Regions from separate parts of the Homo sapiens genome. Here region 1 is linked to region 2. Evidence: read pairs that join two places in POLR2A ChIA-PET (ENCODE). Cell type or tissue: PC-9. All regions are shown on one strand. Each heading gives the region's core, and the rest is flanking DNA. Links, peaks and the distances in the headings are about the cores only. Region 1 overlaps EWSAT1 (Ewing sarcoma associated transcript 1). Region 2 overlaps SPESP1-NOX5 (SPESP1-NOX5 readthrough).

The links. Peaks named below come from ENCODE experiments on the same cell type or tissue, not always from the same donor. Only the 100,000 strongest peaks of a DNase experiment are listed, where the experiment ranks them.
Region 1: POLR2A ChIA-PET joins it to region 2 with 5 read pairs; 5 of 35 experiments call an interaction of 5 or more read pairs at or near these places.

The regions. Positions count from the first base shown.
Region 1 is chr15:69,083,795-69,098,818 of GRCh38, reverse strand. EWSAT1 (Ewing sarcoma associated transcript 1) reads right to left here. Exons shown (of 4, transcript NR_026949.1): 2 at 7,705-7,904; 3 at 6,452-7,127; 4 at 2,995-4,118. LOC124903516 (a long non-coding RNA gene) reads right to left here and starts at 1,235. Exons shown (of 2, transcript XR_007064693.1): 1 at 1,146-1,235. RefSeq lists enhancers at 4,886-5,386, 8,627-9,128, 11,881-12,475. In PC-9, for the core only: no CTCF peak of the experiment used is centred there; DNase peaks (open chromatin) are centred at 5,508 and 6,468; H3K4me3 peaks cover 1,864 bases; H3K27ac peaks cover 2,500 bases.
Region 2 is chr15:69,031,738-69,046,761 of GRCh38, reverse strand. SPESP1-NOX5 (SPESP1-NOX5 readthrough) reads right to left here. Exons shown (of 17, transcript NR_033672.2): 5 at 14,950-15,024; 6 at 13,485-13,719; 7 at 11,255-11,408; 8 at 10,826-11,004; 9 at 9,552-9,734; 10 at 7,773-7,905; 11 at 3,957-4,099. NOX5 (NADPH oxidase 5) reads right to left here. Exons shown (of 16, transcript NM_024505.4): 4 at 14,950-15,024; 5 at 13,485-13,719; 6 at 11,255-11,408; 7 at 10,826-11,004; 8 at 9,552-9,734; 9 at 7,773-7,905; 10 at 3,957-4,099. Among named protein-coding and RNA genes, the nearest start is that of NOX5, 25 kb to the right of the region's middle. RefSeq lists an enhancer at 9,482-10,681. In PC-9, for the core only: a CTCF peak has its summit at 944; DNase peaks (open chromatin) are centred at 1,601 and 3,001; H3K4me3 peaks cover 33 bases; H3K27ac peaks cover 2,500 bases.

The sequences.
Region 1 (15,024 bases), core at 4,570-7,069, 48 kb before region 2:
AAAGTCTTCCTTGGAACAGTGCATTGGCCACATGGCTCAGAGCGTTTAGTTCCAACCCCATCCGTCACCTGTCATTTAGGCCCAGGGCCTAGCCAGACCATGAGTTGGTCTATCCATCACCCACAGGCTGGGAGTGGGCTGGTAAGGGGGGGTGCCTTTGTGGCCCCTGGAGGGTGATACCATCCAGCCTGATGATAGCACCTGTCATGGAGACTATAACTGAGAAGTGACTCAAAAGTTTCCACTGTCCTCTGAGCCTTGGCCACCTGAGTTCAGCCCCAGTCTGGACCACCACAGTTGCCTACGAACTGGTCCCCCACTCCCTAGCTCCATGCATTCTCCACCCAGTAGCCAGAATGATCAGCTTGAAATGCAAATGGGGTCAAGCACGAATGTTAAAAACCATTTGATAGCTTCCCAATGTATCCAGAATGCCATCCAAGCTCCATGCCATCGCCTGTAAGGGGCTGTCAACCCAGCGCCTGGCACACTCTCCATCCTCAGCCTGTAGGCCTCTAGCCCTTGCTTACTAAGCTCCAACCACACTGGCCTTCACAGTCCAGCTCCTCAGACATACCAAGTTATTTCCAGCCTCAGGGCCTTTGTACATACTCTTTCCTCTGCCTGGAAGAAGCGGCCCTCACACTTTTTGTGGTCAGCACCTTCTCACCCTTCAGGTCTCCATTTAAAAGTTGCTTGAGAGAGGCCTTCTTTCCTTCTGTGACTGCCATATCTTAAGTAGTTTCCTACCCTCTTAGTTCTGTTTTTTAAAACCTTTGTGTGTTTCCTTCAAAATATATTTCACAATTTTTCATTATTTTAGTTTTGTTCTTTTGCTACATGTTTTTGTAATTGTTTCTGTCTCACTAAAGTCATGGAAGCTATAAATTCCATGAGGTCAGGATCTGTCTTCTGGTTCATCATTGCATCCCAAATGCCTGTTGAAGAGATTGGTACCTCCTCATTCATTCAGCAAATATTTATTGAGCACCTGCTCTGTGCCAGTCACTTCTTTTAGGCATTGGGGAGACAGCAGTGAACAAACAGGAGAAAATCACTGCCCTCCTGGATCTTACACTCTAAAGGGGACAGGGGACAGGGGAGTCATGCAATAAACAACATGGGCTAGGTATGGTGGCTCATACCTTGAATGCCAGCACTTTGGGAAGCTGGGGTAGGAGGATCGCTTGAGAACAGGAGTTTGAGATCAGCCTGGGCAACATAGTGAGACCCGTCTATACAAAAAAAGAACAATTAACAAAAGTAAATCATATAGAATATTAGAAGGTGACTAGGACTCTTTCTACCAATCAAGGCTGGTGACTAATAATTCTCTGGGATCCTGGGAATTCAATACTGGGTAAAGAGAAAAAGAGAGAGATAGTATTGGGATGTGAGAGGTCAGTTAACAGGGTGGTTAACATTGAGATGTAAATGCATTTTGTTCCCATAAAAACGAAGACCATCACTTCCAGCTTCCTTCTTCCCAGTACCCATCTTCTAACCACTGCTGCCTCCTGAGTGGGTCTAGTTCCGTTAGAGAGAGCCATAGAAACTGTCCCACCCTGCAGCCCATCACAGCATGGTGCAGTCAGGTGAGCTTGGGATTCCGCCTGCCTAGGATTCATTCCCCTTTCTTCTGGAAACAGCATCCCAATTTGGAGGGAGGGGCAGTCCCTATCCCATTGAATATAGGCTTGGTAGGACTGTCAATTACAGTAGTCTGTCCTCTTCCAGCCAACAAGTGGCACTGGGCCCAGCTTCCTCCCCAAACCTGAATCCTAAATGGAGAGACAAAAGAATTTAAAAATAGAAGTTTATTTATTCCAATGAAATGATGGTCCGTTCCTGGCACCCAGATCCTGACGCTGCCCTTCTTCCTGTCCTTTCCAATCATGTGTCTTCAGCTTTTCCTTTCCTTCTGGTGTGGCACCACAGTCCTTCAGCAATTTTTTTGCTTGTGATAGTGGGAGTTGGTTTCTGTGGCTTGCAACCAGAGATCCCTGGCTGGTACTGACTGATACTGTGTCAGTACAAACTGATAAGGTGGCAGACCAGTTCTCTTGTTTGTTACCTGGGTGAACTTGGGTTAGATGTCTTTGGGCCTCAATTTCCTTGTCAGTACCACAAGGATAACAATAGCATATTTCTTAGAGTTATTGTGAGGATTAAGAGACTGGGTGTTTGTGTATGAAAGTGCCTGGCAGTCCTGTCCTTTCCCCTCCCCTCCTCCTCCTAACCTCTCTCACGAGTCCAAAAGGAGATGTGGGGAAGCAGGGATGGCAGGTCTCCACAGAGGTTCCTATGGGAACCCTAGCCACATGTGCAGCATCCCTGGGGGTGTCTGGGAGGGGCTAGGCAGCTGCTGGGTGGCTGGCTGAAATGACTCTGCCTTTTGGAGCAGAAAGGCTCAGCTGTTCCTGTCCCCCCAGGTCCTAACTCAGCTCAGTGCATAGAACTCCAAACGGAGCAGATGTTCAGCTTCTGGAGCCTGGAAGAGGAGTGATCTCTGTATGGCTCTCAGCTTTCAGTCTCAGGGGAGGCTGGGAGGGAGGAAGAACAGTACTCAGCTCAGAGTTCTCAGGTTGGAAACAAGCCTTAAGAAGCCATTCAGCTGATCAATCCGACAATGCACCTTCAATGAGCTGGTTCCAGGAGTCCAGCACTGAACTGGATAGGCAGTGAGGGAGATGGAGAATTAAGAAACATGAGTGGAAAGACTTCACTGGAAATAAAAGTAGAAGTTAAAGACAGTAACTATGGCTGTCATCTGTGGAGCGCCCACCATGTTAGCCGTTCAGCTCAGTTATTTATATACATCTCCATGGTCTGAACCATAGATTCTGCCAGGAGATAGAGAGCCCTTTTTTACCTATGTGGAGGCTGAGATCATAGGAGTTACATATAGGACATGCCCAGGTTCTGTAGCCAGAACAATCACCTAGTGTGATCCTGTCTTACAGACTAATTCATTCATTCACTCATACCCAGAAATTTGTTGAGTATCCGATATGTTTTGAGCTCTTTATTTGATGTGCTTGGAGTTGAGTGGCAGAGGCTCATGAGCACACAGGTGACAATGATACCATTGAGAGCCCAAGAAAGGGCTGTGACAGCCATGGGACAGGTCAGTGGCTGTGCCTGGGTTGTCAGGAGGAAGTGGGGAGGTGTTGGCTTAGCTGGCCATGGAGGATGGAGGAGTGGCAGTTCAGCATAGGGAAGGTGGAAGGAGGGAGGAGGGAATTTCACACAGTGAGCCCAGCAACAGCAAAAGTGTGAGGCTTTGCACAGGGTATCTTCATCCTGGAGGCCCTCAGCCAGAGCACTGAGTCCAGGGGACTCCATGCCAGGGCCTGAGGCCAGACTATGGCTGATGCCAGACAGTCAAGGGCCTTATATGGGATGTCAAGTGATTTCAACTTCATCCTGTAGGAAAGGGTTTTAAGCAGTGGGGAGGTGATGTGGTCAGATTTGCTTGATACCCAGATAACTCCTGCTCTTGCATGTAGGATGGGCTTAAGGGTGGGGTAGAGGCGGAGCAGGAATCCTGTGCAGACTTTGCTATTGCCCAGGGGTCTCGGTGGGAGTTTCAGGGACTAGGGATGTGGTGCAGGTGGAGAAGAGGGACAATAAGTAGAGACATTTCAGAGATGGAGTCAGTAGACTCTCACTGGCAGAAAATTGAGGACAAAATAGTGTTCCTTGCCAGACACTTCTGTGTCTCTGCAGTGTTTGTGGGCATAGACATGTGTCCATCTATGTACACATCACATGTGTGCATGCGTGTGCATGCATGTGGGGCTGTCTGGATGCACACTGGCGATCATGCACGTATTTGTGCATGTGAGAGTCTGTGCTCTCAGGCATCCTGCAATCTGCATGACTGTCTTTATATGTCTGTGCCTACGGCCTGTATGTCTGCTGCTCCCAGTCCAGCTGTGAACCCACCCCGCCAGCCCGCTCCCATTGTGCTCCGGGCTCAGCACAAGATTCTGTGTGCCAGGCACCCTCCAGGGCTTCAGCTGCTTTCCAGGCTCCTGCTGCTAAAGCAAGATGCATCTTCCATCCCTGTTTGATGCTGCAACATGAACCCCAAGGCAGTTCTTCAAAGGGAGCCACTAGGAATGGAAAGAAAGAAAGTAAACATCAGGATTAAAACTGTGAACTAAGCCTGCCCCTGCTCTAGATCTGGCCCATGAACCTGCTCCCACAGGCAGGCTTTGATTTGAGGACTGCATTTCCCCAGGCCAGGATCCCAGGGAGAGCAAGAGGTTCTGGAAACACAGAGATGGGCGGGGCTCAGGGAGGGGCTGGGGGACTGCCCTCTCCCACTCAGCAGCTTGCCATAGTTTCATGAGTCCCTCTTCAAATGTGAAACAGCTTCCAATGGGCCTGAGGACTCTGATAGTCCTCAGGGCCATGGATGGAAAGCCCTACCTCCTTTCCTTCCTTCTTTCCTTCCTTCCTTTCTTCCTTCTTTCCTTCCTTCTTTCCCTCCCTCCCTCCCTTCCTTTCTCTCTTCTTCTCTCGCTCCTTCTTCCTTCCTTTTTCCCTCTCTTTCCTTCCCCACCCCTCCCTTCCCTTTTCTCCCCTCCTTCCCCGACCACCATTTCCAGAGGATACCAGGACTTCAAACTGACTCCCACGTGTGTGCTAACTCTGATAGTTAGTGGCTGTGTGATTGTGGGCAATCATGCCTGCTTTATAAGGTAGCTACTCTGACCTCACAGGGTTGGTTGGTTGTTGGGATTTAGTAAATTCAGGCATGGATGTGCACAGCAAATGCCAGCCTGGCTGGAAAAGCTCAGTACATGGCAGCCATCAGAATTGTTGTCACTGTTGTGCAGTGTCAGTGATCAGGAGTGACAAGGCATCTCTTGATCTCAGTCTACTTCTACCAGCAGGTAAACAAAGAGTGTGATGAGAGTTTTATAAAAGGCAGGGTGCTAGGGTGCTTGGAGGGGACTCAGAAGAGCAAGGGCCCAGCCTTCCTGGTAGAAGGGGCAAGATCTGGGAGAGCTTCCTGGAGGAGGTGACTCTCAAGTCTTACAGGATAGCTGGATTTCACCAAATGAGTCCAGGCCAAGGAGAGGCTTTGGCTGAGGTGTGAGAGGCAAACTGCAAAGACCTCTGGTGTGTCCAGGCATTGGATCCTGTGTGGGAAGCCTGTCTGCAGGCTATGATGCAAAGCAGGTCCTATGAGTGCTGGGCACCGCTGGACGAGTTTAACCAGACTAGGAATGCTGGGACTGAGGGATCTGAAAAAAAATCTTTACAGGCCACCAAATCTTCTAAACTCAGGTGGCAGGCTTCCTGTGGTGGTCGCCCAGATCCACTTCAAGGAGGGACATGCTGGGAGAGCTATAGTCAGGCCAGCCCCTTTCAGACGGCCTCAGCTGCAGAGCGCAGCCAGGCCTGAGATCCCTCCTCTTCCTGGGCAGTGCACATTCAGTGACTGACCAATGCTGGGGTATAAAGGTGTGGCCATCACAGCCCAAGTCATGATGACTCTGAGGAACTCATCTAGCTGCAGGACTCCTACAAGGGATTGAGGGATTGGAGAGGCTGTGGCTGGCCTGCACTGAAACCCCACCTCTCCCTCTGCCCCACCTGCTTCCTTCCCTTCCATTCCCTCCCAGAGACTGTCTCTAAATTCCAGTAAACACAGTCGCAGAGTCCCCTACTCACCCCTTTGGGCTGAGCATTGTCTTTCCATACTGCTTTCCCCCTACTGTCCTCTTTTTATTTTTAATTTAATTTCTTTTAAAGACAGGGTCTCCATCTGTCGCCCAGGCTGGAGGCAGCAGTGCGATCACAGCTCACTGCACCCTCTACCTGGGCTCCAGCGATCCTCTCACCTCAGCCTCTGACTAGCTGGGACTAGAGGTGCACACTACTGTACACAGGTAATTTTCTTTAAAAAAATATTTTTATGTTGCCCAGACTAGTCTCAAACTCCTGGGCTCAAGTGATCCTCCTGCCTCAGCCTCCCAAAGTGTTAGGATTACAGGTGTGAGCCACAATGCCCAGCTCTACTTGCCTCCTTTTCAAGTAAACTTCTTTTTTGTTGAAGTATAACATGCATACAGAAAGATGCAAAACTTAACCAATTATGTACAACATAAATCTCTGCAAAGTGAACATAGCCTATAACTGTCACCAGATCAGGAAACAGAATTTTACCAGCACTCCCAGAGTCCCTTTTTGCCCCACTCCTTCTCAAAGGCAACCCCTGTCCTGACTTCTTAACACCACAGACTTAAGGCTTACATGTTTTCAAACTTGAAATTAATGGCGTCAGAGCGTGCTGTCTTACGTATCTGGCTTCTTTCACTCAACATCACCTTCGTGAGATTTGTTCATGTTGTTGCAGGTGACAGTGCTCTATTCATTCTCATTGCTATACACATTTTCATTGTCTAAATTACCCCCACTTTATTTATCTACTCACCACTGATGGGCATTTGGGTGGTTTCCAGTTTATGACTAATACAAACGGCTCTACTATGAACATTCTTGTATCTTGTGTAATTGACTTTTGGTGCCTTTATAAACAAACTTCTGTTAGATATATACCTGGGCTCAGGATTTCCGGAGTAGGCATGAATATATTCAGCTTTAGTGATGCTTCTAAACTGTTCTTCCAAAGGGGCGGTATTAATTTACCCCTTCCGCAGTGCATAGGAGAGTTCCAGTTGTTCTGCATCCCCACCAGCCCTTGATATTGTCAGTCTTTGCACTTTCAGCCATCCTGGTGTAGTTCTAATTTGAATTCCCTGTTGGCTAATGAGATTGAACATATTTTCATATGCTTCTTGGCCATTTGGAGGTGCTCCTTTGTGATGTGGCTCTTCTGAGGTTTTTGCCTATGTATCTAATGAGGTTTTTGCCTTGTTGATTTGGAGGAGTTCTTTATACATGCAAGTGCTTTGTCAGATTCCCATGCTCCCTTTTTGAGATTCAAATATCCCCAGGGTAGGGTGAGGCCTGGCATCACCAATACTTGGGTGGTTCCAAATTACTTTCTCCCTTCTCTGGGCCTGGGAAGCCCTTCCAGAATGGAGGCCTCCTTACTGAGGCTGCATTTCCCTTCCTCTTACCAGTTTTATTCTTTCGGCTGGGAGAAGCTGAAATACAAAAGGGTACACACTAAAAAAAAATCAGGAGCAAAGATCTGGAGTTTTCACAGAGGAGAAAGGAGGCCATGGGAAGAGTTTGACCTCTCCCCTCCACCTGGGCAATCACAAGTGTGAGTATCTCAGTCTGGGCTGTAAGTGAGGAGGTAACTGCAGACAATGCTCTGAGGAGCTCTCAGGCTCAGGATACCTGGCAGGGGACTGGAGGAGGTTGGAAACTCCTCTCTGCTTCCAGAGGGACAGTGCAGAGGAGGTGCCCCAGCCCAGGGGGGATTGGAGGAGGAGATGAGAAGAAAGAAACAGGGGGGTCAGAACGTTTTATGGAAAGATGTGAACCCCTCAGTGGACAGGACTGTCTTCATCTCCAGGTCCCTGGTCCTTAGCATGGTACGTGCCCATGAATGTGCCTACCAGAAAGTAAGGGACACGTGGAACTTTCTGAAGGTAAGCCCTGTGGAAGGAGGGCCTGTGGCTGCTCATCGGTATGGGTTGAATGAATGAAGTTCAAATTATGATGTAAATAATAATAGCTCCATTTCTTGAGCAGCAACTAGGCAAGTGTACTTACTAGCATCACATTTAATCCAACAAGCACTAAATGGAAATTCATATCCAGTTCCATCTGATTCCAGAGCTCACAGGCTTTTTCCCTAAGCTGCACACCTTCTCATGACAGGAACCACAAAGAGTTTACCAAGGTGTTCTCTAGGCAGGAAGTCCACTCTTCTCCCTTCCAGGTGAGGAATCGCAGGCCCAAGAAGAGGGGCTCTGAGAAAAGGAGGCGGAGAAAGGTGAAATTACAGATGCTCCTCTTATCCTGCCCATCACCTCCTTCAAACTGTTTCACTTCCCTTCCTCCCCTCCCTCCCTCCCTCTCTCCTTCCCTTCCCCTCACTTCCCCTCCCCTTCTCTCCCTTCCCTTCCTTTCCCTTCCCTTCCCTTCTTCCTTCCTTCCTTTCTTCCCTCCCTCGCTCCCTCCTCCACAAACATTTCTTGAGCACCTACTGTGTGCTGGACTCTGTACTAAGGCCACAGTGACCAGAACAGACACAAAACCCTGTCTTTATACAGTTTACACTCAGTGGTGAATGCAGAAGACAGTCATTAATCAAATGAAGATGTCATTACACATGGGATGGGGAAACCTGGAGGCAATTGCATGCAGTTTGCTCTTCCAGCTGCAGACACTCCCCTCCCCAGTGTGGGAGAGAGCCCAGCCTCTGTGAGTTCTGTTCTCAGAGGATTTTGTGTTGCTGGGTGAGCCACATCATCCAGCCAAGCCGCTGGCTGCACAGGCTGCTGTTGCCAAGCACCCCAGAACACACCTCCTCCCCTTCCTGGCTTTTGTTTTGTAAAAACACGTTTTCAGGGGAATTATGCTGAATTGTCTGAGAGAGGGAGGGCTTGGAGCAGGTGAGAGGGAAGTAGCTGAAGAAGGGATTTGGGGAGCTTCTCCTCACCAGAAAAAGGGGCAGACAGGCAATAGGGATGGGCGGCGGTGGGGAGACCTTAGAGGGAAGTGGGCAGTGAGGACCCTAGGGTGGTCACGCCTACTTGGCACACAAGGTTCCCAACCTCAACAAAGGTGCAAATAATCCCCCCTATAAACACACACACACACACACACACACACAAACACACACACACTCTCAGGTAAGCCTGGCAGGGACATGGCAGAGCCTCCAGTCTTCAGGGACTAGGAAATCCTGGACAACAGCCATTATCTATGGTGTCCAGGGCAGCTCGCAGTCCAGAGGACCTAGCCTGAGCTATGTGGGTTCCTTAAGCCCTCAGACCCTTGCTTGCGTGGGGAGGAGCCCCAATGTCAACCAAGATGGAGCTGCCCAGTCTTGCAACGCAGCCCCAGTTCATCACCTAGTTTTCCTCCCTTCATCTTCAAACCCCTTCCTGGCCTCTAGACTATCATATTTCCTCTGACCTTTTTCATTTGATCCTTCATTCCCTAACTCCGGTGGGAGACCTCAACCCAGAACTCCTATGTGCTTCTCTAGCATATTCCCCCAAATCTGAGTTGTTTAGCCGAGTGACACTGTGGCAGGGTGGAGGGGTTAATACCAGCGCTACCTCATTAGGAAGTTGTGAGGATTAAACAAGATAATCCACCTGCAGCCTCCAGTGGAGCACCTGAAACACAGGATGTGCCCCGTCAGTGTGAGCTATTGTTGTGAATTACCTTTCCAAGCAGAGGGGAGATAGGAACGCAGGCCCAGAGACCTGGGGGGGCATGGCACAATCGCACAGCTGGAGTTCACACAGCAGTGCTGTCTGAGGATCATAGGAGGGTTGCTGATGCAGGAAGGCCACCCAGGATCTAGAACATGTGTGTGATTATATATGCCATCCTAAGGGGTCTGTGATCTCTTCCTGCAGGCCATGGGAAGTATAAGTGGTTTTTTTTTAATTTTTATTTTTTTTTTAGTTTTTGGAGACAGGGTCTCACTCTGTTGCCTGGGCTGGAGTACAGTGGCTCAATCACAGCTTACTGCAGCCTCCATTTCCTGAGCTCAGGTGATCCTCCCACCTCAGCCTCCCAAGTAGCTGGGACTACAGGTGTGCACCACTATGCCTGGCTCAGTTTTGTAAGTATGAGTGTTTTTTAAGCAGAGATGTGCATTTTAGAGAGCCCACTTGGCCATGGTATGGAAGATGGATCTGAATAGGGAGAGACACACCATTACATACCATTGACCCTGGTGTATAAAGACAGCCCTTCAGCATCTGGGCAGGCAACATAAGGAGAAGGGGAGGATAACCTATTTTCCAACTACATCTCATTTTTAGTGAGTAAGCAACTTTGGAATCATGTTAATTGTATTGCCAGAGAAGTGATACCGCAGGAGAAGAAAAACACTGTAAAGAGATTGCAAAATCGAAAACCTGTTGTGGCTCTGCAGGTGACAGTGATTCAGGGACACAGATGTGTCAAAGTTTCTTAAATCCTGACACCTCCCCTCCCACCCCATTCTGCCCACTGACCCCAGGAGGTCTCTTCTTCAGGTTGTGCATTTATTAGGACTCTGTATTGCGAGTAGCAAAACAAACAAAACCTCAGCTGAGACCGTTTAAACGGGAAAGGGAAGTTATTGACTTGCATAACTGAAAAGCCCAGAGGGAGGTTTGGCTCAGGTGAAGCTTGATCTTGTGGCTCAAACAATGTTATCTACGACCTGATTTCTCTCCGTCCTGCCGTCTACAATACCGGCCTCACCTGCAGGCTTCACTTAGCGGACCCCCAGTAACTCCAAGCTTTCCCTCACAATTGTAAATGGCTGTGTTGGTGCCTGACTTCACATCTCTACCTTACTCTCTCCCACCTGAGGGGGAGTCTCTCCTTCCCACAATAGCCTGCCTTTCCTCCCCTCACTCACATCCATGCCTCCTCGCTGCACATTGGCTCTGAGGGGTCATACAGCCATCCCAAAACCAATGAAGGGGGCGTGGGGCTGGGATCCACAACTGGCTAAGGATCCACCATCCTCATCCACACGGAAGGCAAGGGAGGAAGGCTGCTTTCCCAGAGGAAATTGCCCTGAGAACATGGGATCTGGATAAGGGTGAATCCGATGCCACACTGTGTGTGCATTCTCCTTACTCTCTAGGATTCGTCCTCTAGATTTGGAGGCTCCTCTGTCCCCATCCTTTGAGGATAGGGCCTTCACAGTGCTGTCCTGGTCTCCCTCCTGAGCCATCATCTCACCCTCTTCTGCCCTCCTTGACCACTCATGCATTGCTGACTCCTGAACTCATGTCTCCAGTTCCGATATTTCTCTTGTACCATGAAACCATATATCCACTGCCTGCAGGACTTTCCATTCTGACCTCCCACAGGGGCCTGACACCCAACATGTCTAAAGCCTGATTCATTCTCACTCCTCCCAATGACCCTGCTCCAAAATTCCTTCCCCTTCTATATTGTCACTGTTGCCCCTGAGCTGGAAATCTGATCACCCTTGATCCCTTCCTCTCTCACTCCCTCAAATTTAATCAAGCCCCAGGCCATAAATCCCTGGAATCCATCTACTTCTTTCTCTTCCTTCCCCCAGCCTCTGTTAGGTGCTCCGTGAAGTTCTGCTTGACTGATGCTTTCTATTTTAGCCAAAGCCCCCTCCCCTGTGCTGCGGAGCCTCTTAACTGCTCCCCTGGCCACCAGAGTGGCCTGGCCCTGAGGGCAGGGTCGATATCCTCATCACTGCCACACTGACAAGAGCTCAGGACAGCGCCTGGTGCTTAAAGACTCCCACAGAAATGTGCAGATGAACAAATCAACCTGTGAATGAGAGGGGAAAGGGCAAGAAGATTCTTCTTGGGAAAAAGTCAGTATCTCCAAAGGCCTAGGGAAGCAGGAGCTTCCTCAGACAACTGGCGCTGGCCTGGCAGAGACTGGTCCTTCCTCATTCAAAGCTCATCGGGCAGAGGGCTGCCCAGCTCCGGCCAGGGGTGCAGGACAGCTCCTGACAGGCACTGTCCATCAGAGGAAAGGATTCTTAAAGAGCCTTTGAATCTCCACATTTTGGGATTCCAAATGTTCAGCTTTTCCCTTAAGCTCAGTGCATTTGACCCCAGTTACCACCTGGAGCAACTAAAAGTCCAACTGCTCTCAGAAAACCAGCACGTCGCAACCGGTGCTTCGGGAACAAAGCGTGCTTGTTCTTCCCCCACCCTGGTCATGGGAGGTAGGCACGTGGGTTAACGACACCTAAGACTTCAGCTACTGCAGTGACATTAAAATGTCCGTCGGGGAGAAGGAAAAATGTGCCTGTTTGGCTTTAAAGGGCTCACAAACTTTAATATTCTTCTGTGACTCGGTAGAGAGGGCAAACCGGTGGCAAACACACATATGTGGGAATAGACCTGTGGCTGTGTGTTTTTGCTCTTCTGTATCAGGCTTCTGGGTTTTTATAGACAAAGACTTGCTCTTACCTCTCTTCTGCTGAACAAGGGCCTCCTTCAGTCCTCGACAGGCTTAGAAATAAACATAAGAAAGGAGGAGAAGACTTGGTTTTGTCATGTTCTGGCTTGGGCCCGTGGCCATGCTGGGCATCCCACAGCATGATCTTATTTAAGCCTCATAGTAACCCTGAGAACAAACACCCTCACCACTCCCATTTTGCCAGATGCAGACAAAAGCCTAGAAAAGTCCCTACTTACCCAACGTTGAATGGTTAGTGAGTGACAAACCCCTTTTCCCCTCCTGATGCAGATCTGTTCTCCCCAAAGCCCTAGAGGTACCAGGCTGGTGACACAATCATCTTTAGCTCCGAGGGCCTTGGTAACCATCCTGAGAGAAACCAGGACTATAGAGGGCTGGGGATTTGTCATACTTCTTTTGACACTGGCCCCCCGTTAAAGCTTGAATAGTAACCTCACAGGACAGCCCAGTCTTCCTGTTTGCAAGAATTTTAGTGCATATAGTATATGCCATGGTAGACTCTGGAAGATTTCTCCCTGTGTGACCCACCTTATATAATGCTAATTGGATTTTTTTTTTTTTTAAAGACAAAGAGGCACCAAGAAAAACACAAAAAAAAATGAGTCAAAATCTCCCTGGTCAGATAGCTTTTGTTGACATTAACAAACCCAAGTATAAGGTTAAAAAATTCAAACATCAGGAAAGTTTTAAAAATTAAATACCATTCCCCTCTATTCCTCTCCCAAAGGCAATCTTTGCTAATATTTTCTTGTGATTCTTTCCAGCAAAAACGAGCGTGTAAAATCCTATAGATATGACTCTATTTTGTTTTTGACATGAATGGAGAGAGTACCCCCTGGGTATTCTGCAGCTCACTCCTTTCACTCTAACATGTGTGAGAGAAGCTTCCCATTTTAGCACAAAGCAATCCACTGTTCTTTTCCTGAACTCTACGTGTTCATATTCTTTGCTCATTTAAAAATTTGGCATTTGGTTGTTTTCTTATCAAACTTTTTGTAAATTAATAAGTTTGTGGTCAAGTTTATATGTTAGAAATACGTTTTCTCTGTTTTTCACTGCTGTAACTTCTAATAAATATTAGCATTTCTCCTTTTTAGCCACACAAGGATCACAGAGAGGAGAAGAGAAGACTGTATGAGCTACCTACTGCTACTGTGACAAATTACCACAAACTTAGTGGCTTTAAACAACTCATTTATTGTCTTACAGTTCAGGAGGTCAGAGCTCTAAAGTGGGTGGGCAGGGCTGCATTCCCCTGGTGGCTCTGGGGAGCCTTTTCCAGCTTATACAGACCACCTTGGTTTGTGGTCACCTCCTCCGTCTTCAAAAGCAGCAGCAAAGTGGCCTTTTCTTCCCTGTGTGACCTCTGTTTACACCCTCATGTCTTCTCTGAGCCTCCTAGCTCCCTCTTATAAGGACCCTTGTGATTACACTGGGCCCACCCAGATAATCCAGGGCAACCTCCCCATCTCAACACCTTTAATTTAATCACAATAGCAAAGACACTTTTGGCATGTAAGTTATCATATTCATAAATTCCAGGGATTAGGACATGGACATATTTGGGGATCATTTTTCAGGGAAGAAGGGGAGAAGGGTATGTTGGGGGAAGGGTTGGTAGTATTGCTGCAAATTGTAGCTGTCCCCTCACCTCTGAAAGTCTGGAACCTTCTACACTTGGTGTGATTTAAGCCTCCTAAAAAGTGACATCCCTGCTCTTCAAGGTTATCACATCACAAGGTTTGTTTCTTATCCTCTCCCTGCCCCCAACACATATATCTGGCATGAGGGCAATTTATGAAAATCAAGTACCTGTGCCAGAAAATTAACTCTCGCAGCTGGGTGGTACCTCCTCACCAGGCTATAGGCTCCTGGAAGCCAGAGACCACATCTCAAGCTTTGTTGTTGTTTTATCTTACACAATCTGCCTGGCACAGCACTTCATATGTGATTAGAGAGGGAAAGAGGAAGGAAGGAAGGAAGGAAGGAAGGAAGGAAAGAAGGAAGGAAGGAAGGAAGGAAGGAGAAAGGAAGGAAGGAAGGAGGGAGGGAAGGAAGGAACGGGAAAGAAGGAAGGAAGGGGAAAGAAGGAAGGAAGGAAGGAAGGAAGGAAAAAAGAAGACAAGGAGTCAGTGCTTCTCTGCAGGCCCCAGCTCTCCTTGCACATTCCTGTAGAAATGCTCTCCTGTTCTTCCTCTTCCCTGAGGTCCTCTTCCCCAAGGTCTCCCCCTCCCTGGGACTCAGCTTGACTTCTCTTTCCTTGGATGACTGGGCTTTCCAAGAGGACACTGGCTATAGGCAGGTGGTTGAGCAAAGACTTTGTGGGAAGATCATGCCCTATTTTCCATCCAGCCATTAGTGCCCTATTTTCTATTTAGCAGAACACTGAAAGCAGGAAAGAAGTAAGAATAATTAGCACGAAGTCAAACCTCTTTTGGCATTCTGCTGGGAGTGGAAGGGCAAGGAAGGCAAGGAGCAGTTCTGACATGGTGGGGGGAGAGGGTTCAGATATTGGTCTTATTCAGATACATCCGGAAGGCAGGAGGATGGGCTAGATGACCTCTCAAGGTCCCGTCCAGTCTGAGATGTTCACTGCCACTGTGTCCTCACCCCTGTGAATCTGCCTCTGGCCTCTTACTCCGAAACCTCCAGCCTTATGTCCTCCCTGAGTTGGCCAGGGAACCTTTTCCCCTCCTGATTATAAAAATAGCTCATACTTCCTATTACTGAAAGTTTGACAATTTAAAGAAGCAAGAAAATATGATATCCACAATTCAGCTACCCAGAGGGAAGCATGCTTAATATTTTAGACTATTTTTCTCCTAGTCTTTATTCTATGCATATATATTTGCAACTCCTGCAGTAGGCTTCTTTCTGCAGTTTTCTAGGGAGGGTGCGTTAGGAGATCAGCCTCCCTACCTCCAGGTAGCTTGTCCC
Region 2 (15,024 bases), core at 609-3,108:
GAAGTTTCTTGCCCTTGCCAGTCTGAGCAACTTTATAAAAAGGGAATTGCTTTTTCTGCCCAAACCATTCAGGGAACACGAAGCTCTTTTGAAAGAGAACATCAGGGATGTGCTGGTAAACTGACTTCTGGCGAAGGGATAACAGTCTTGATTGTTAGCTTCTGCCCATTTCTGTGGTGTAAATCCTGCCCACCATGGCTCCCACCATAACAACTGTGTTTAACAACCAGCTCATGAAATTCCTGAAAATTTAACAGTGGCTCCTATGGTCCAGCACAAGTCAGTTTCAGGGTGTGACTGGAGAGCATTCCCCTACTAGCCTGGAATATTCTTTTCCCTCTGCCTGAAACACCCTTTCCTCTTCCCCAGCTGTCAAATTCTGTCAGTGTACACTGTATCCTTCATTGTCCAGCTCATTTGAAGTTGCTATTCCTCTTCAAAGCTCTTCCCACCTTCTCCAAGCAGAGAAGCCAGGGCCTCCCCTGGCTCACAGCTCCCCAGGCCCTAGGGCTTTGCTCTGGGGTTCAGACAGTGTGCTCCTCGGGGAAGAGAGCAGGCCTCCTCTGTCTTCCTCAGGACTTAGAGCGTGGTAGACAGTCAGACAGCCCTGTCCAAGTCAATGCCTTTCCTTCTGGAAGGTGAAGGAAGCAGACCCCAGAACAGGCCTGAAGGAGCCTGTGCTATTTCCCGCTCTGGTGCAGGAGGCAGAGTTAGGAGTGACCTTCGCAGTCATCCAGGCTGAAAGCATGGGAAGGACGTGCCCACATTCCCACAGAGCTCGGGTAGAGCCTGGGTCTCCTGCTGCCTGTCCAGGATTGTGACATCACGCTGTGTTGCTTCTTTGTCCCGAGATGACTGAAGGCTGCTCCCCCTGGTGTGGGGCATGAACTCCTGGCGGTGGTTTGAGAGTTATGCTGTGAGACAGCTCTTCTCCTTTTAATTTTCTTTAGTCCTTCTGATGGCAACGAGAAAGCCTTCCATTCTGGCTAATGCATCTTTTAACCTCTCTAACACTTACTAATCTCTTCTCTTTTTTCCTTCCTTTTTACAAAGTGAGAAAGGAAAGAAAGAAAAGAAAGAAAGAGTGAAAGAAAGAAAGAGAGAGGGAGGGAGGGGGAGAGAGAGAAGGAAGGAAGGAAGGAGAGAGAGAGAGAAAAAAAAAAGAAAGAAAGAAAGAAAAGAAAGAAAGGGAAGAAAGAAAGAAAGAAAGAAAGAAAGAAAGAAAAAAGAAAGGAAGAGAAAGAAAGAAAGAAGGGAGAGGGAGGGAGGGAGGAAGGGAGGAAGGGAGGGAAGGAAGGAGTAAGAGTGTGGAGCACCACCTCTGGCATGGAGCCTTAGCAGACAGGCCATCTAGCAAGAATTTAATAACATTGATTCTCATTGTTTTTACTTTCAGAGCTATCCTGTGCAGCATGCGATACTAGTTTTCCATTAGAGATAATAATCTTATGACTTGTTTTGAATACAATTAAGTTTAAAGTAATGTTGGGATGTAAGAGAAATACTAAGTAGAAAGTATTACTGGGGCAGTTCTTACGCAAAAGTTAGGAAGGTAGCAGGCAGATGATTGGCTTCAGAGACATCCAAGTGATGTGTCATACTTCCTGAACATGGCTTTGCCCTTAAGGCATGTTGCAAGGACCCACGATCCCTGGGAAGATAAGCCAGCTGGCCCTCCTGTCTCTAGTCCCACCTTCCTCAGCCTTACTAGGCCACTGTCTTCAGAAGAAGTTTCCCACTGTGTGTGAGTCTCCTCCTTTGTCTTCGTGTACACCAGGTCTTCGTCCTGCGGCCAGGGATCTCCCTTGGGCCTATAGGACGTCAGCTCCAGTGACATCCTTGGATGCCACAACTCCCTGTGCTGAGATGCAGGACTGGATGAGTGGGGGCTGTACACTCTGCTTTGTTTCAAAACAGAAATTTCTTTATTATTTAAATCACAAATCGATAATGTTAGCTTTAAAAATGCAGATATAGAAACTATTAAACAATAGTGAAAAAAGTATCAGAGCACATAACTACTCAACATTTTCTCTATGCCCTTACAGATTTTTTTCTAACACAGACATACACAACACTTTTACATAAATGGAGCATACTTTTTAGTAACCTGCTTTTTCCACTTACTACATCTTGACTGGTTTTCCAGGTAAATACATTTAAATTGACCAAATCATTTTTTTTAGGAGACTTAATATTCTATTGTAAAGGTGATCAGCAATTTATTTAGGTATTTTCCTATTGTTCGGCATTTTGATTAGCCTCATTTTCTCATTATTGAGAACAACCACCCTCTCTGAAATAGCACTTTTCCCATCCCTACCTCTTGACACTGACTTATTTATCTTTATAGCATTTATTATCACCTGAGATGTTATGCATATATTTATTTGTTCATTGTCTGTCTCCCCACCAGAAGGTAAGCAGTGACTATGCCTATGTTGCTTACTGATAGATCTCCAGCATCTAGAACAGAACCTGGAAAATAGCAGATGCTGTGCTTCATAAATATTTGCTAAATGAACAAGGAAATTACTATGTTTTGTGTGCACCTGTCCAATTAGCTTTTTTTTTTTTTTAGTTGGAGCCTCATTCTGTTGCCCAGGCTGGAGTACAGTGGTGTAATCTCGACTCACTGCAACCTCTGCCTCCTGGGTTCAAGAGATTCTCCTGCCCCAGCCTCCCGAGTAGCTGGGACTACAGGCACGCACCACCACGCCTGGCTAATTTTTGTGTTTTTAGTAGAGACGTGGTTTCACCATGTTGGCCAGGATGGTCTCAATCTCCTGACCTCATGATCCGCCAGCCTCGGCCTCCCAAAGTGCTGGGATTACAGGCGTGAGCCACCGTGCCCGGCCCCCAATTAGCTTTTAAGAATACATCTCTAAAATGGAGTTGCTGGGTGTGTAGGTATACATATTTAAAATGCTGACACATATGGCCAGGCTGCCTGCCAGAAAGTTGCGCCAATTTATAGTGGCAGAGGTGACTGAGGTCCCAAGAAAACAGCTTTTAGTGTATCTAGCCCATTGATCCACAGTGTGCCATGACTCATCTGATTTTGAAAGTCAGCTTCCTCCTTCAGGAAGTTTCCCTGATTAACAGCCGAGAACGTTCTGCTTCTCCTACCTATCCCTGCATATCCCAGACCTTTGCTCCTGGTGTGGTCCTGGAAAGGTCCTCTGGTCTGGCCAAGCAGGATCTCACCTGGATTTCAACTCTGGATTTTAAATTCCCCAATGGCAAGGTAGGGTTGGGCCAGGCCTGGGAACGTCTCCTATGGCAGGGTTTTCATATGTTAACCTGTATCCCAGTCAGGAGGCACAGTCTACTTAGTTTGAGTTCAGCCACCCTCGGCCTCAGCGTCTATTCTTATTTCTTTAGCAGTTGCTCTGTCTCTCTCTGTTCCTCCAAAGCCTTGATGACACCAGCAACTCATCAGCTTTATAGGTTTCATCAAGGCTCAAAAGAGAATAACATTGCTGATGGTGATGATGATGATGAGGGGCCCACCTGGACCAGGCTGCCTATTTCAAGCAATACTTTATGTGCATTCATTCAGTTGGTTTTTAAAATAGTCACAGGAGAAAGGTAAGTAACAGAGGAAACGACTTCTATTTTATAGATGAACAAACCAAAAGACATGCCCAAGCCCACACAGTTAGAAAGTATTAGAGCAGAGACCTGGAGATGGGATTTTCTGATTTCAATTTCCACTCTCTTTCTGTTGCTCTCTCCCCCTTCTAATGGGGGACATCAGACTGGGAAGGATCTGGAGTGGTCAGACTTCGAGAAGGTTCTTGGACCACGGAGTTAGCAGTTGCCTAACCCCCTTGTGCTGCCATCTATGTACACAGCAGTTGCTCAATAATTGATGCTCACTGAGAAGAAGGAGGCAACTTGGTCTCTGTGGACTTGCCAGCAGAGTGGACCCCTTCCCTCCAGTAGCCACCTACCTTGGACGACCTTTGACTCTTTCTCATTGTCACACTCCTCGACAGCCTCTTAGAACCACGGCCCAGTGGGTCTGATGCCTTGAAGGACTCATACAGCCTGTTTGTCCACTGGCCTTGGGACCGAATGTGCAGCCAGATAGTGTCTGAGAAAGAGAAGAGTGGGAGGGGAAAGGAGGTCCATAGTGACCGGCACCAGGGAGCAAGCCTCACCCCACTGGAGGGATTGCTGCTGGGCCTCAGCCCTCCAAGTCCTGGTTTGAATGTCCTTCCTCAGGACCAGACTAGCAGCCATAGCCACAGGACTTGGAGAGCTGATCTCTGTGGGGCAGACCTTGAGATCTTTCTTGATGAAGTCAACCTGAGCTTAATAAGGGTACAGACTCCTGTACCAAAGAAAGGATCAGAGCAGCTCACTAGGAATTTTCTAAAGGCAGGGACTCTGCCACCTTCATCAGGCCAAGGACTCACCAAAACAGGCCCTCCTGCTATTCAATGGTTGTGCACACAGTAGGCGCTCAGTCCATGGTGGTACCAACTGCTTTCATGATACCCATGCCTGGGATGTAGCAGGTGCTTACTAAGGTCATCTGTTGAATGAATGACTGATGGAAATGTGGTGTGAGGTGACGTGACTCTTCTGCTGAGTGGTACCAAATAGAATCCACAACATCAGAGTGAGGAGGATGCAAGAGATCTCCTGCTTTGAACTCTTGCCCTTTTCCTTTTTTTTTTTTTTTAAACCAGGGATTCTTTTAGCAGTCCTGTGAAGGCAGTGGATAGTCTCCTTCTCAGAATAAGGGTCTAAATACACGAAGCAGGGATGGCCAATCTTTTGGCTTCCCTGGGTCACATTGGGAGTACAAGAATTGTCTTGGGCCACACATAAAATACACTAACACTAACAATAGCTGATGAACTAAAAAGAAAAAAAAAATCACACAAACAAAAAAATCTCATCATGTTTTAAGAAAGTTTATGAATTTGTGTTGGGCCACATTCAAAGCCGTCCTGGGCCCCATGCGGCCCAAGGGCCACAGGTTGGACAAGCTTGACATAAAGTAATATACAGAGAAATTACATATGAATCCAGTTATAATTAGTTATCAAAATGTTAAAAAAAATTTGTGACTTAGGAATCCATGTGCTTCTTTGTTAATACATGAATTAATGAGCTGTAGCAGGACCCAACGAGCCCTGGGAATCAGAAGTAGTAGTGAGCATAAATACTCTTGAAGCATTGGCCACAACTGTAACATACAGAAAGGCATCCATGGTTTTTACCGTGAAAAAGTCAGAGGTATCATTAATGCTCCTGGGGTTTGTTGCTCACATTTATCATTGAAGAAAATGCTAAATTTCAGTTAGAGGTTAGTAAAAATAAAGATGTTCCATTCAAGTTGATGAAGGAATTCATGACCTGGTGTTACTCTGCATTTTACAGAGGCTTAGAGAGGTGCTTCATAGTTTATGAGGAGTGGATTGAAAAGTCAGGACTGGAGCTCAAGTTCTAGGATCCTAGCTCCATCCACCTCTCTGAGGTTTCCTCCTTCATTAAGGCATCAGCATCCCAAGTCGCTTGAAGTGCCTCAAGCAATGACTCAGACCTAGGAGGTCTCCAAGAATGGTGGTTGAATTCATTCAGCCACAGCTGCTAAACTGAGTCCCACTCCTGACTCCAGTAAACAAGCTCTGTAAACGAAGTTGGTATATTATCAGCCCCCACATGAACCCTCTCAGCTCAGGGCAGGAGACTCTCCCAGGGTCCAAGGACAGGCAGATTCCAAACTGAGACCCAGAAGAAATCCCTTCAAGAACTGGTGAAGGTGGGGCACAGTGGCTTATGCCTGTAATCCCAGCACTTTGGAAAAGGTGGGTGGATCACCTGAGGTCAGGAGTTCAAGACCAGCCTGGCCAACGTGGTGAAATCCAGACTCTACTAAAAATACAAAAATACAAAAAAATTAGCCATGCATGGTGGCACGTGCCTGTAATCCCAGCTACTCAGGAGGCTAAAGCAGAAGAACCCGGGAGGCGGAGGCTGCAGTGAGCCAAGATCACACCACTGCACTCCAGCTTGGGTGACAGAATGAGACTCTAAAAAAAAAAGAACTGGTGAAATATAACAAGTTTGGAAAGTTAGGGGAGAAAAAGAATTGGTGAAATACATGACACGCCCATATAATATTAATAATAGTCAATAACCATATTAGTATCCACACACTGGAATACCATGCAGCCACAAAAAGGAAAAGCTGTATATTCACTGATATGCAAAGATCTCCATGACATACTGTTCACTAAGAAAAAGTGTGCTGCTATGAAACACTGCCTGTAGTGTGAGCCCATGTATACAAAATCTCTCCATCTGATTAGCCATGTAGATAGATAGATAGAGAGAGAGAGCTGGAAGCCTATTCACCAAATAATTGGCAATGGTTTTCCTTGGATAAAATTATTTGAAGGATTCTCATTTTCTTCTGTACATATTTTGATATTGTCTGAGTTCTCTGAGAGCATAGACGTTCTTTACAAAGTAGAAAAGAAAAGGAAAAAAATAGGGAGAAAATAGCTTCACCCTCTCCAACCTCTAACTTTGTTCCGTGGTACATTGAGGGCACAATTCAGGTGATTCCAAGGTAGGGGGTATGCAGCCCCACATGGGGAAACCCTGGCCTTGGGTCTACATCGTGAGCTGAGGGATCTGGGCCAGGGGTCCTGCTGGGCTGGGTCTGGGAGGCATCCTGAGTGACACTAAAGCTTGTAACCAGGATGAGTCAGAGAACCCCCAGCACCCAGGGCTGGATACCCCTCATGAAGCCAAGCCAGGGTCTTACTGTAATAGGTCACTCAAGGCCTTCCCTGTTGGAAATGTCAGTGCAAGCCACACTTGTCATACTTGGAGGCACCTCTCGTGGTGGGAAGGCCAATCATTGGCCTGGCCAGAAGGGCAGAGGTCCAGGTAGCAGCTCTAAAAACAGCCTGGGACCAGAAGGAAGGCACGTGCACGGGTGAGAGTCAGAGGACAGCTGAGCAAAGCATCAGCTGAACTGTTCTGTGTGTGCTGGGAACCCAAAAAGCAGTGGGAATAGTTCAGGGCTGGAGAAGGGTGTGAGGGATTCTGCTGCCTTGGGGCTCTATAAGGCCCAAGTCCAGGTGGGAGTAGGGAAGCCTGGTCTCCCATCGCAGCCCTCTTAAAAATGCCTATATCCTCTCCTGAGCTGGCTACTCCTCTGCTTAAGAACCATTCCTGGCTCCCAATTGGCTGCTCCATCCATCTGGATTCCAACTTTGCTTCTGAAGTCCTCCTTAGTCCCATCCTAGCTCTAACTGGCTTTGCCAGCCACATCACCTGCCTTTCATGCTCTTTTTCTCTCTCTGTATGTCCCTCCCTTCTTTCCTTGCTACTCCACCTGCCTACCCCCCGCCACCCCCCATAGCTCTAGTTACAGAAGACTCTTCTGAGTTTCCAGGTCCTCATGTTTTTACTTCTGCTTTTCCCTCTGCCTCCTCCCCATCTCCTTCCCTATCTGGTAAACTCCTGCTAACCATTCAAAGTCCAGCTGAATGCCCCTGTGTCTGCAAAGGCTTCTCTCCACCAAGCCAGGCCCTCCCTGTAAGACTTCAGTGCAGCTGGTACAGCCCTTGCCATGCCAATCGGTGTCTGCATGCCTGCTCCCACTTCAAAGAGAGCTTTTTGAGGCTGACTTTGTGTTTCTGGCCTTGTTCAGTGCTGTGTTCCGAGTTTCCAGCCTGTACTTGGCCCACGGTAGGAACTCAGTGAATATGTGCAGAGTGACTGGAGGAGGTGGCCATTACCTTTCTGCTCAGGAGCACTGCTGATGGTGAAGGGGTGCCACTCATAGCGAGCAATGGTGGGGATGTTCAGATACAAGTAGTCACCAGGTCTATAGTGAAAAAAAGGGGGCCGCTTGATGAGGAGATGAGTGACCTGGGAAAGAGGAAGGAGATCTGCATCATTCCTGCAGGCCCAAAGCCACCAGGGGCTACAGGACAAGAGGGCAGAAGCTGGGCTGCCCTCCTCCTCCATAAAACAGGCATGCCCCGAGACATGACACTCTTCTGTGCTTCTGAGTGGTGGCCCACCTCAGCAGCCAACCTGCCAATCTGGAAGTGGGCAACAATCCTAGAGGGGGCAGCCAGGCTGTGTCTGAATTGGGGCCCCTGGTTTTACCCTGCCTCTCAGGGTGTAAGCACTGCTTTTTAGTGGACCCTCTGTGACGTATCCCTGTGATGCCTCCCTGGCTACTCCAGCCCTTTCTTGGAACTTCAGCCAGAGTGTGGCTAGCATTCTAACCATCAATGGGCATCTCTCCTTGGATAACAACATCTTTCCAGACAATTGCTTTGGAGCACTGTGTTATCTCTAGGCCTCACAGCAGTTGTATGACGTGGATATTATTTTCTCTCTACTTTAGGGACAAGAAGAGGAGGCTCAGAGAGGTTAAATAACTTCCCAAGGCCACTGGGTAAGAAACCGTGGGATCTGAATGCAGCTGAGGCTGTTGGATGCCAGAGCCTAGACACAGAGCACAGCCTCATTCTTCAGCCTCCCAGGTCCTCTAACGCAGTGTGTCCAGAGCTGAGCCCGCCTAGAACTGCCTTCCTTTTCTCAGACACCTGGGAGACGTCCTAGACTCCATCCTCTCTGTTGCCGCAAAACATAACCAGTTGCTTCTTGAGTCTTTCTGTGATGTGCACCTGCCTCCATCCCATGGCCACTGCCTCAGTGTCAAGGCCCTCATGAACTCTCATCTTTGTATTTGCAAGAACCTCCCCACAAGCCCCCTCCAAGCTACCTTCCACAGAGCAACTAAAGAAATCTAACTAGAATATTAATGGTCACAGCTTAATACCACCATCTCCTCCCAGCGTGCTCAGGGGTTCCCCATGGCCTGCGGGGTTGGTCTCCCAGCTCAGGAGGCCCTTCATAATCAGGCCTTCCTCACCTCTCTGGCTTCCTCCTGGCAACTTGGCTCCAGCTATGCCAAATTACCTGTGGTCCCCCAAGCACAGTATACCCTTTCACAATTCTGTGTCTTTACTGTGCTGTTCCTCCTGCCAGCAATACCCTTCCTTGTCTTCTCTATCCAACAAACTCTTATTCATCCCTCAAAACCCTGATATGGCATCTTCTCCCTTATTCTGAAGCTTTTTCTGACCTCCCAAAGACAAAGGGTTTAATACCTCCAGCAACACAGCCCTGCACTGTAATGAAAGGGCTGGCTCCCCTAGAAAGCAGGACAGTGCAGAACCTTCTCTATTTCTCTGTAACCTAGTTCAGGGCCTGGCACCCTGTAGGCACTAATAAACGCTTACTGAGCTGAAGGAGACTGTTCTCCCCAAAATCGGATTTTAGAGGTTTATTGCCTGCCCTGCCATTCATCTTCCTAAAGCTTCCCTCCTGGAGGGCTGGACTGGGTCTTGCATTTTGCTTCTCTCCTCCATAGCAATGGGGCTGCAGCTACACTATTCTCTATTTCCTTGGGGGTCTGACAGGGTATCCAGCTGCTCCACCCCACAAACTGTCCCTTGGGGTGAGTTGGAAAAGCACCTCCCCATCCCCCACCTTTGTACCTTGGAGGGGAGGAGGTTGACTTCCATGATGCACACGGCTGCCATGCGGGACACTGCCAGTCCGATGGCCTTCTCCAGGAAAAACAAGATTCCAGGCACCAGCAGCCACTTCCAGAAGTTGGGCCCATGAAAGATGAGCAGAAGCCACACGAGGAGGTAGGACAGGTGAGTCCAATAGAACACCTATGGGGGTAGGGGGGGCAGTCAACTTCCAGAGCTCAAGGCCTGGGGGGTGGAACAGAGCCAGGACTCAGGGTTATCCTCAAAGCCAGGGCAGTGCTCAGAGCCTTGACTCTCTCCCGGGGATGGAGTTGGGTAAGATGTTGGGGCTGGGAAGCTTCTTTTTCTGGGTGCTTGGCCAAAGGAGGCTGTAAGGGAAGATTCCTGATACCAGAGGCAAACATCTGAAATATCTGCCTGGGGAGGTTCTGGGCAGAGTGGACTGCCCCCACAGGGATCATGAGCATCAGTATCGCTACCCCCGACCCATTCTCAGAAGGAAGAAAGGAAAGACAGCAATGGCTTCCTGGGAGTGGAGAAGAAATAGCAGAAGACAATTTTAGCACCTTCTGAAGCTTTGTGATCTTGGGCAATTTCATTACTTTTCTGAGTGTGAAATTCCTCATGGGTCAAATGAGGATTCTGATTCCTACTTCAAAGGCTTGTTGCTGGCCCAGAGTAGGTACGTGCTCAGTATATGTCTATTTCTGATGTGGTCAGGCCACAAGATAGTCAAGCTCTCCAAACCAAGTCCTCTGTGACTTTCTGCATCTTGAGGAGGCTGGAGAGACAGAAGCAAAGATGGAACTAACATTTTCAGAGCACCTATGTGCTAGGATGTAGTTAGTGGTTTTACATGTATTATCGCCTATAATTCCTAAAATAACATAGAGAATTACACCTCCATTTTACAGATGAGAGAACTGAGGCTTGGAAAGGTTGAGCGACCAGTAAGCAGTGGAGTGGGGATTCAAAACCTGCTGAGCCTATGTTCCTTCCCCTCCCTGTACTGTTTTAAGCCCAACTTAATCCAAATAGGCTAAAGGGATAAGCCAGCAAAAAGGCAGACTCTTCCGCAGCAAAACATCTACACTTGGCAGACATAAACTACAGTCCAGTGGCAGAACACAGCAGCAGGTCCCAAATCACATGCAAATAATATGCAGACCAGCTTGGGACCTTCCTGGGCTCTGGAGTAAATCAGAGGGGACACAGAAAGAAATGAAAGTAGGACCCTGGCCTTGGGGGAAGCAAAAGGGCAGCAACTGGGGCACCTCAAAGTGGCCACTCCTGCGGATGCAGGAACTGGAGCAGATGAACATGAGGAGGAGCAGCAGCAGCAGAGCGACACCTGTCGGGGAGGCCGAACCGTGTACCCAGCCAATGCCAGGCCTCGTGGTGAGCAGCAGCTCCCAGAACTGGAAAGGGCTGGCCTCCGCCTGAGCCTGGAGTACTGGAAACAAGCTCAGAAAGGTTGAGTGACTGCAAGACCAGCTCTTCCCACTCCACCTTCCCATTGGGATCCCCACCCTGCACCATCAGATACTAGCACGGGCAGAAACTTTTGTCCAGAGCGTTGGCTTATCCAGGGCACCCCTTCTCTGCCCTTTGGGCAGGCAGTACACACAGGGGCTGGGCCCTGCATTCTGGGCTTGAGGCTGCTCAAGCTTCTCCCCGACCCAACCCTGCCCCAGATCACTCACCAAAGTTCACAGTGTGAGCCACGGTGTGCACGAGGGACAGCCCCACTACCACGTAGCCCATAAGCTGGTGGAACTGGATGTTCTGGTCCAGTGGTAGGACTTGAGCCAGCCACGTGGCCCGCAGCCAGGTGAGGCAGCGTCTGAGCATCAGCACCTGGCCAGGCAGAGTGGGAGAGAGCCCTGCCTCACTCTCTGTCTGCCTTGTCCTCTTTTCCCAGCCACCTCCCTGCATCCTCCTGAGCTAGCTGTGCTTTCTGAACAGGACACTCACCAAAGTCCCCTGCCCCCATGCCTTGTTGCTTCCCTGGATTCATACCTGGGGTCTCTAGAGGAGGATCTCCAGAATTGTGGCGGGAAGAGAAAGTTACAGAATGTCTATTTGTATTAATTTTTGTCTAAACACATGAGAAACATCTATGCTTTTACTAATATTTAATATATGGGCCAGGCGCAGTGGCTCACTCCACTAATCTCAGCACTTTGGAAGGCTGAGACAGTAGGATCACTGGAGCCTAGGAGTTTGAGACCAGCCTGGGCAACACAGCGAGACCCCTGTCTCTATAGAAAAAAAAAATTGTTTAATTAGCTGGGCATGGTGGCACACACCTGTAATCCTAGCTACTTAGGGGGCTGAGGCAGGAGGACTGCTTGAGCCCAGGATTGCTTGAGCCCAGGCGTTTGAGGTTACAGCAACCTATGATCAGTCCACTGCACTCCAGCCTGGGTGACAAAGACCATGTCTCAAATAAATAAATAAATAAATAAAATATCTCTGTTGACTTGGTGCCCTCATTTAGTCCATATGTCAGATGGGCACGTGTTGTGTTAGTTCTCGAGGTGCCTTGCAGGAGCCAAATCCAGAGTGGTTAACCAGGGTTCTCTCATTGCTCATTTGCTTTCAGTATATTTATGTTTGCCAAGGATGTGGACTTGTAGGTTACAGTATTTGACTTTACCAAAACTAAGCTAACTACCCCTCACAGGAAGGACAAGTAGCTTTAAAAGTTTCCCAGCAGAGAAACCACAGATTAACAGTTGTGTTAGTAATACATGAGCAAGTGACCAAGAAAATGAATCACACGTCTCCCACTCCTGGAATGAAGTCTTTGTTAGCTCGTTGAGCCATTAAGACAAAACCCACTTTAGGGATGGGTACCCCATTTTGCAAGATGTGATTATTACACATTGCATGTATCGAAACATCCCATGTATCAAAACATCCCATGTACCCCATAAATATATACACCTACTATGTGCCCACAAAAATTAAGATTAATAATTAAAAATAATAAAAATAAATTTAAAATAAAACCTATAAAACCCACTCTAATGAGAAGCTCATATCCAGAAGCGTATCTGAGCTAGAGATGGGCATCCCTGCTCATCAATGATGAATCTTCCCCTGTAGTTACTTTGTGCCATAAGTCTATTAGCTAATGATAATAGAGCATGCATATAAGCATAAGAGGGCTTTTGTTTTAATGGTAGGAGTTGTGTGATCAAAAACTCTTAGAGGTCAGGCGTGGTGGCTCATGCCCATAATCCCAGCACTTTGGGAGGCCGAGGAGGGTGGATCACCTGAGGTCAGGAGTTCGAGACCAGCCTGGCCAAAATGGTGAAACCCCATCTCTACTAAAAATATAAAAATTAGCTGGGCATGGTGGCGGTTGCCTGTAATTCCAGCTACGGGGAGGCTGAGGCAGGAGGATCGCTTGAACCCGGGAGGCAAAAGTTGCAGTGAGCTGAGATCGTGCCATTCCAGCTGGGCAACAAGAGCAAAATTCCGTCTCAAAAAAAAAAAAAAAAGAAAAAAAAGAAAGAAAAAAAAAAACACCTCTTAGAGGCCTCATCCATGAGCCAGAGAACCACATTCCAACTCCATGGTCTGGTATTCAAAGCCTCTTCTAGGGTTTCCTCTTGAAGGTGCTCCTGCACAGGGGTCCACTATAGGGGAGTTGTGAAGATCAAATGGAGCGTGCTCAGCACCGTGCCTGGTGCATAGTGCACAAAAATGCCAGTTATGTTATTATTTACTGGCTGTGTGACTGTGGACAAGCTACTGTCCCTCTCTGGGCGGCGTCCTCCAACTCTGAGCGTTGGCCCAGCTGATTTCTAAGGTGCCACCCTGCCCTGGCATTCCAGGTGTCCTCTGTGGGTCGCTCTGTCTAGGAGGAGCCCACCTCGGCTCCTAATTAACATTTTCAGAGCACCGTGTGCTGGCAGAGCCTACCGCGATGAAGCTGCAGTCGAAGTTGAGGCACTGGCCGCAGCCCTTGGCCACCATGACGCTGGCGCCGAGGTCCCGGTGCGCGCTGGCCGCCAGCCCGAAGAGCAGCACGTGGAGGCCTGCATAGGTGGCCAGGCAGAACAGCTGGCTGCGGTGGTTGTGCCAGTAGGCGCGGGTCAGCTGGCGCGGCCGGCGCGGGCGTGGGCGGGGGGCGGGGGCCGTCAGCCAGTGGGCAGCGCTGCGAGAGAGGCGGGTTCCGCTCAGAGGCGAGCGGTGGGGCGGGGACCACCTGTGTCTTAACTTAAAGACCCCCTTCAAGCTATGGCCGACCAAGTCTGGCAAGCAGGCCGGCTTTCTTCACACCAGGAAACAGAGAGGTCAAGTGGCTTGGTCACAGTCGCACAGCTCCGCGGAGCTGAAAGGGGACTCCGGTCTGCCTAATGCCACAACCACCGCTATTTTTATTACTTCTCTTTACTTTCCAATTTTAAAAGAAGCAGTCGAAAAGGATGGAAGAATCTGAAATATGTTTTGGTAAGTAAGCCCCAAGAAAGTTAATAGGCAGGTAGGTGCCCAGTGCAGTGGCTCACGTCTGTAATCCCAACACTTTGTGAACCCAAGGCGGGCGGATCACCTGAGGTCAGGAGTTCGAGACCAGCCTGGCCAAGATGGCGAAACCCCGTCTCTACTAAAAATACAAAAACTAGCTGGGCGTGGTGGCTGGCACCTATAATACCAGCTACTCGGGAGGATGAGTCAGGAGAATCGCTTGAACCCGGGAGGCGGAGGTTGCGGTGAGCCGAGATCATACCACTGCACCCCAGCCTGGGCGACAGAGTGAGACTCCGTCTCAGAAAAAAAAAAAAAAAAAGTTAATACACAGGAAGAATGAACTACAAAACCGGCTCTATTCAGAGCCTGGAGTCGGACAGACTTGGGTCTTGCTGTTACACTCTTATTTTCTCCACAGCACTTATTAATTTTGTGCTTCTCTAGTTTGTGTGTTTATTGGTGTAAATGACATGTCTCTTCGTCTGGAATGGAGCCCCAGCAGGGTGGAGACCTCATTCACTGCATTAATCAGAACAGTGCCTGCTGCATAGAAGCTGCTCAAACATTTATTGCATAAATACCTTTGTTAATTATTTGTGTGATCCTAGGCAACTTACTTCAGGCGAAGTAATTTCCTTTTGTAAAACGAGTATTGCTATAAAATGCACTGGTATATGCAAAAGTGCTCAGCACACAGTAGGTGCCTCAGACCTTGAGTTGATTCTGCAGAGACACTGCAGGAAGTGGAGGCAATGAAGACAGCTGCCCTGCAGTACACTCAAGAGTGGGCTAAACTGGGGAGGGGCGGGGCAGGGCGGGGTAGGGCAGAGTGGATCCGCGGTGAGTTCCTGCCACACTTCCGACCAGGAGTCTAACGCCGCCGTGGACAGTGCCAATGCCCGAGACCCGGCCGTACCTGATGGTCAGGTTCTCCATGACTCCGGGGAAGCGCTGCAGCTCGTCCCGGAGCTCCTCGAAGGTGATGGCCCCG